Linked DNA regions of Homo sapiens: region 1 is linked to region 2. The links are chromatin contacts, found by Hi-C or POLR2A ChIA-PET in ENCODE. All regions are on one chromosome and are shown on one strand. The core of a region is the stretch at or near the end of the contact, and the rest is flanking DNA. Distances in the headings are between cores, read along the strand shown. Region 1 overlaps LOC105371357 (a long non-coding RNA gene). Region 2 has its middle 200 kb from the start of LINC01228.

Region 1 (3,686 bases), core at 93-2,592, 78 kb before region 2:
GACAGCCTAGTGATCTTGTTAATTAATGCCAAGGAGGGTTTTTTAGCACCTCATTAAAGGTTTTCCCTTTCAGGACACTGATGCCGATGCTCTCATACACAGCCAGGGGCAGAGAAAGCCATTTTCTTGTGGGTGGAAACTCATCTTTATTCCTTCTCTTCTTCCTTTTCCTCCCCCTCTTCTTTTGATAATATTTCTTTCCTTATTTTTTGCCTCCTCTTCTTTCTCCTCATCCTGAGTTCTCTTCTAGTCTCCTTTTTATTTTATTCTAAAACATAGTTGCTTCTTGTTCTGAATCATTGTTTCAAATATATCAACTCTCATCAGTGTATTTCATTCTCCTGGAAAGACTTTTTTGTTGTACTACTTAATTCCATGTGTTCTATTCAACAAATTTTGTTTGAGAGTCTTCTGTGTTCCGAGTTCCCTTATTTTCCCTTATATTCCCATATATCCATTATTTCCCTTATATTCTCCGAGTTTGCCTTCATGAAACAATAGTGAACCAGAGTCATGCCTTGCTGGTGGAACTCCTAATTTTGTCCCATAAAAATAACAAATGAATGAATGAATGGAGGGATTCTGTGATCCAATAAATGTGGTTAATGTTGTATATCCTATCCTTGCAGGCTGTCAAATTCTGGCAAATCCTACCCCCCTGCTTGTTTTTGTAAACAAAATCTTCTTGGAACACAGCTACACCTCTTCATTTATATATTGTTTGTGGCTGCTTTTCTGCTGCAATGGCAGGGTTGAGTACTTGCGACAAAGACCATTTGGCCTGCAAAGCCTAAAATATTTACCATCTGGCCCTTTACAGAAAAAGTTCACTGACCCTGCTGTATCCCATCTTTGGACATTCTGGATGCCCATTAAATATTTAAAGAGTGAAATATTCTGCAGTCAGAAAACTTGCTTAATTCTTTCCCACCCATTTCCCCCTCCCTCATATTTGATCATAGAAGCCTCTTTCAATTCACCTTCTTAGATACTGACTTGGGGACATTTTTCTTGGAGGTAATGTTCAGCCTTGAAGATTCTCTTTTCTGACTGATTTTAATTTGGTTTTCTCATCTTCCTGGCTTTGTCTTCTGGCTTGATGTGCAGTAGAACCTAGTGTTTTACCCCCAGATAATACAAACCTGCACCCCGCCCCCGTTTCTTAGCCTCTGTGAAAACATCTTTCTGTTCAGTCATGACAGCAAGGATTCTCCTTGGCTCCTGTCAAACACCATTTCTCTTTCCAGGAGCAATGATGTCCGGAAACCAAGTTACCACGAATGGCAAAGCAAGTTAGACTGGTTTTCTGTTCATGAGTTTCCACTCTTGTCTCAGCTGACTCATCTCAAGGAGAACTCATTTTTGTTGTGATTCATTATTCTGAGCATTTTTTGAAGCCAAGAGTAAACTGGGATGACTTTGAGGATCAGCCAGCCTTAAAGAAAGGGGGCATAGTAATGTAGAGAAATCCCGGAAGGCATAGATTTCCCCTAAGATTCAGAGTGGACCTGGGAGAGCTATGGAAGGGGAGATATTCTCCCTTATCCTGAAAACAGGGAGGTGGTGTGGGGAGAAAACAAACGAACAAACAAAAACACTAGGATTAAAATTTGGTGCTTGGAGAGTAGGGTGAACGTAGAAATAAGTTCCCACGTCACTTTCCAGTTCTATGTAAATGAGGCCTGAAGGGAATGCTGGGAATGAGGTGGGAGGTGGAGGCAGGTATCTTTTCACCAGGGTTAGTGGGGATGTAGTGAATCAACAGATGTCAGCCACAGAAATAAGAGGAAGGTGTTGTCAGAGCCACGCCAATAACTGTAGGTCTAAGGGAACAGATTGAAGTCAAGGGCCAATGCACAAAGCCCACTCTAAGTGTGGCAGGCAGAATTGTAAAAAAATATTTTCCCCAAGTCTTCAAGATTTCCTGCTCTAATCTCCAGGAATATAAATATGCTGGCTATTACTCCCATGATTTTGTTACATTAACATGACAAAAGGGATTTTGCGGATGTAATTAACATTACCAATTCTTTGACTTGAAGATAGGAAGATTAGCAATTTTCTCCAGTTGGTGGCAGGAGAGGAAGTTAGAAAGATTTGACTCACAAGAAGGATTTGATGCACTGCTGCTGACTTTGACAATGGAGGGATTGGAGCACAGCCTCTTGGAGCTGAGAGCGGCTTCCGCTGATGGTAGCCAAGAAATGGAGACCTCCATTCTATATCACAAGGAACTAAATACTGCCAACAACCTAAATGTGCCTGGAAACATGCTCTTCCCCAGAACCTTCAGATGGGAGTCCACCCCGGCAGAGTCTAAAACATTTACTATCAGGCTGCTTCAAAAAATGGTTGCTGACTTCTGATTTAGTCCATTTTGGGGACTTTTGTGGTAGATCAGATCTAGCCAGAAGAAGTTATTTTTCCTAGATCACATATAAATAAATGCAGAGTGGGTATATAAATCCAGATTTCCTGAATCTCAGAGTTAGAAGGGCTCCTGGAAACACCTTGGAAATGTTGCAATAAAGAAAAGAAAGGAGCCCAGGAGCATGAATAAGGGAGAAGCTATGAATGGAAGGGCATGGAAAAAGAAGTCGGCCATGGCACAGATTAGGGGAGACTATGCCAAGGCCAATTTGGAGGAATAGTCAAAGAACACGTGGGCGGGAGGACGCAGATAAGTCGTGAGCTGAGATGGGCAGACAAACCAACCAAGGATTAGAAGTGGAGTGAAGATGGAGATAGCAAAAGTGCAAAAAGCGCATAAAGAGCAACCTCCTCTGGGAAAACCCCATGTAAACTAACACCTGAAATATGAATCCTAGCAGCATGAGAGTAAGTGGGTGGGGGTGGTGGACGGATGGCGGGCTACCGAGTGTTACAGGCACCGAGAAAAGTGGATACAAAGCCCCAAGGAAAGACATGGCATGCAGTGATTGAGAAACAAAAAGAAACTCAGTGTGGATCATTCAGTCTGAACATTTTCTGAATCTGACCTCACTCCAGGTGAGGCAACTCCCCCTGGTCATCCCCAAGCTAAACTTGTAGCTGCGACTTGTCAGCGACATGGATTTGTTTGAGCAAGTCTTCCACATATGGGAAGAAGACACTAACTCATTGTTCTGATTTGTGCTTTAACAAATGAAATGGGGCTGGGCGTGGTAGCTCATGCCTGTAATCCCAGCACTTTAGGAGGCTGAGGCAGGCAGATCACAAGGTCAGGAGTTTGAGACCAGCCTGGCCAACATGGTGAAACCCGTCTCTACTAAAAATATAAAAATTAGCCAGGCATGGTGGCACAGGCCTGTAATCCCAGTTACTCGGGAGGCTAAGGCAGGAGAATCACTTGAACCCAGGAGGCAGAAGTTGCAGTGAGCCAAGATTGTGCCACTGCACCCCAGCCTGGGTGACACAGTGAGACTCAGTCTCAGAAAAAAAAAAAAAAAAAAAAGAAAGAAAGAAAGAAAAAAGAAAACAAAGAAACAGAACAAAACAAAAAATTCCTGATGTTAACCATCTGAAGCCACCAGGTTCTGCTGTGAGCTATATTATTTTGCCTATAATTCAGCCAAAATAATATAGCTTTTTTAGATTAAGGGAATATATTGAAAATAATATTGGAGCCGTTTTAGTTAAACCACATTCATCAGTGTTGTACTGATTGATCTTAGAAATATATAAAT
Region 2 (3,285 bases), core at 119-2,618:
AATAGCCACGGGATGGGGGCATGGGAAGGGAGGGGTCTCTAGCGAGGAGACTGTCTCTTGTCTATCCTGAGAGCCTCTTCTCCCCTTCTACCCACCATGAATCCTGGGCTACAAATAGGAGAACATCTCACTATTCTTAGGAGACCAGACCTTTGAGGTACATCATGCCTGGGCTTCCTCCCTCCACGCTTTGGAGCACTTTCTCTGACTCACTGGCAAGATCACCTCTTCTTTATGCACCATGCACAGAACAACCCTCTGTTTTCAGCCTTATCTTGCTGTATAATTATAATTATATATGTGTGTGATAGAGGGTCTTGTCTCCTTGTTGAACTGATTTTTTCCATGTTTATGAGGGAGCCATGTCCATCTCTATGTTCTCCATGCTTGACTCATGGTGGGGATTCCGTGGTTGTTGTCTGAAAGTATAAATAGACAATGAATGGATAAAGAAAGAGTTAAGTGAATACAGTATTTTCCCACTAAAGACTAGTCCAAAGCATAGTGTGAAAGCAGTATAATATAGAGCCATGTTCCTCAACAGGTGGGGCGTGGATCAGTAGCATCTTCCTCACCTGGGAGATTGCTAGAAATGCAGACTCCCAGGTCTCATCCCAGACCTGCTGAATCAGAATCTGCATTTTAACAGGATCCCGGGGTGATTCATGTACACTTTACAGTTTGAAAAGACTGGTCTAGTGGTTAAGAGAGAAAGCTCTGGAGACCGAGTTTCAATTCCAGATCTGTGTCTTACCCAGCTATGTGGACTGGACTTATTCCCTCAGGGCCTTAGTTTTCGCATCTTTCATATGGGCAAAATGATAGGAGCTCCTTCATTGTCTTGTTGTGATGATTAAATGTGTTAACATGTGTAAAATACCTTGCACGATGCTTGCCAAATGCAAGCATTCAGTGTTCAAAAAATAGTAGCAGTTGTTATTATTATTCATATCCTTCTGACTGCCCGTGAGACCGTGGAGAAAGAAAGGAAACCTCGCTGAAGATCTAAATAGACACTGCTCTGTGTTTCCTCTCCAAACCCGGTAGCTGGGTGGTGGGGACCGGCTGGCCTCTGGGCTGCCTCTTCCTGCATCGGGCCCCCTCAGTGGGGCACTGCTGACGTGAGCAGCGTGGCCCTTCTCTCTGCTGTCATGCCGCAAGCCCAGAGCTTCCTGGAGCTGAGGACATCAGCTAGACAGAGAGAACCACCCTTTCCCCGGCGCTGAGTCATGCTATCTCTATTCAGACAGGGATCAGGGCAGGTGGGAAACTCTACAGCCTGGCGGAGATGCCCCGGGCGAGGGATTGGGTGACTCATACTGGGACATGAGTAACACTTATTACATAAGGGCAGATCGAGAGTATTCAAGTGCCACACAAGCCTGAATCTGTCCCCACAGACTGGGGAGGGGGTTGTCAGGAAGGAGACTTGCCCAAAGACAAGTCCTGGAATCTCCAAAACAAGTTGGCCCCACTTCTCACGAGTTGCTTCTTTCACATATATGCCCAAGGACAATATCATCATCATCATCATTGATGTGGTTATAATTTGAAACAGGCAGATAAATTGCTTTTCAGGACTAGAAAAAACCTGTGGGTAACTTACTTTAACTTTTAGAGGTGCAGATTAATTAGCACCCAAACTTTGGAGATATGAAAAAGCAATAACTCTCCTTTTTAAGAGCTATGTAAAAAAAGTGAAGTCAATTTAAAAAGCAATTCAGTAGAAGAAATACATTTATTTAACAAACAAGGATAAAAATTTTACACTGATGAAATTAACAGTATTCCTCCTTCAACATATGCATATTCCAGGATTGTGAAGGTAGAGAGAGATGTATACCCACTGATGATGAGTGTGGCAAAAATCAATGGAAGCTTTCTGTCGTGAAGTTGGGCTTAAAAGTCTTGTGACATTGGACCTTCTAGGTTTAAGCTAAAGACGCAATCTGAAATAAAAAAGATAGTTATGAAGAGAGAAACGTTTTCTAAATTATTACTTATAATAAGGGAATACAGAAAGCACTTTTCAAATCCAACTATACAATTTGGTTTCGTCTATAAGTGGTAAATGTACTGGGCATTCAGCTATTGGAAAATCTTTTGAAGTCCTCAGTACTATAGAAGATCCTAGTGCTAAAATGCTGGGTTAAATGGTAAAGCAGAAAACAAAATTTTTAAAGCCTTAGGGTCAAAGCTACATTAACAACAACAAAAGGTCTCTCTACTCTGGAAAAAAATCCAACTGTAAAAGACTAGAATGAAACATAAAAATATTACCAGTAGTTATGGAAGTTCAGTGAACATTTTCCATCTTGATTAAATTTTCAAAACTTTCTGTACTTAACATGTCTTTATGACATAAATGTATATACAAAAGTATTATAAATAATAAATATCATATACACTTATTTAGAATATATATGAATATATAGTATAAAAGTGATATATAATATATAACATATGATTTGAAACAATGAATACTAGCAATATAGTATAATATAATATATAGGAAACTGTCAGATTAAAGTTGAAGGAGACTCTGTGGCCAGTGTTTTATATTCATATACCAAATTCTTCTTATGTGCAAAGGGTGACCAGCATACAAAGGTTAGCTAATTCATAACTTTAGTCCAGTGTACTTTAGAAGAAAAATTAGATGGGTGTGGATTATGTGCTATATTAATCCCTATGGATTAGATATTTCTGTGTAGAGAACTCTGATTAATTTCCTTATTGCTGATCTAGCCAGGCAACAGCTTTTACTTGTGGTAGTTACAGGCCTTTCGACCTCACAGTAGATAAATCAGATGGCAATAGAATTGGTACACACTCCCTTCCATCCTCTCCCCACCCTTTCAATAAATGTCAATTTTCTGGGTTTTTCCGGGCCATGGAATGTACGTGTCATAACCGAAGAACAAATCCATTTGCATTCTCAACCCAAACACCATTTTGGAACTCCAAACCTCCCTGAATGCCAACAGGGCTGTGGCTCCATGCCCAAAAATATAAAGGGAGAGCCTCTCACTTCCCATGAAATCTTAAATCTGCTTTATGTCAAATGGTGGCTCCAACAGAAGAAAGTGGCCAGAACCAAATACTCACATTCTGATACATCAATCCGGTTAATCCCCTGGTCCTGCTAAGCTACAAGGACTTCCAAAAACACAGTCCAGCTATCGTGAGGCATGATGTTTTTTCCAAGCCCTGATCTACCAGGCATGCAATTGCCATATTCATTGTCCAAGGCCCCATCTCTTCTCCTGTTGATCTCCAACCAGG

Evidence for each region. A loop is a pair of places that touch in the nucleus more often than their neighbours do. ChIA-PET counts read pairs that join two places held with the same protein, here RNA polymerase II (POLR2A). Pooled maps may share reads with other maps.
Region 1: a map of mammary epithelial cell shows a loop between it and region 2 (2.4-fold over the local background). The contact joins two enhancer-like sites. A Hi-C loop is called at or near these places in 1 of 168 maps with a recorded cell type or tissue (mammary epithelial cell) and 2 of 50 pooled maps. POLR2A ChIA-PET finds 5 or more read pairs at or near these places in 1 of 52 experiments (BJ).

The regions. Positions count from the first base shown.
Region 1 is chr16:80,102,972-80,106,657 of GRCh38, reverse strand. The region is part of intron 2 of LOC105371357 (a long non-coding RNA gene); the gene reads right to left. All of the region lies in intron 2 of LOC105371358 (a long non-coding RNA gene), which reads left to right. Among named protein-coding and RNA genes, the nearest start is that of LINC01228, 280 kb to the right of the region's middle. Within about 2 kb of position 1,342, at least 2 of the 41 ENCODE cell types and tissues checked have a DNase peak (open chromatin) inside an H3K27ac peak, as active enhancers do; they include mammary epithelial cell, where a contact is called at or near this core.
Region 2 is chr16:80,025,239-80,028,523 of GRCh38, reverse strand. No RefSeq gene overlaps it. Among named protein-coding and RNA genes, the nearest start is that of LINC01228, 200 kb to the right of the region's middle. RefSeq lists enhancers at 970-1,029, 539-1,738. Within about 2 kb of position 1,368, at least 6 of the 41 ENCODE cell types and tissues checked have a DNase peak (open chromatin) inside an H3K27ac peak, as active enhancers do; they include mammary epithelial cell, where a contact is called at or near this core.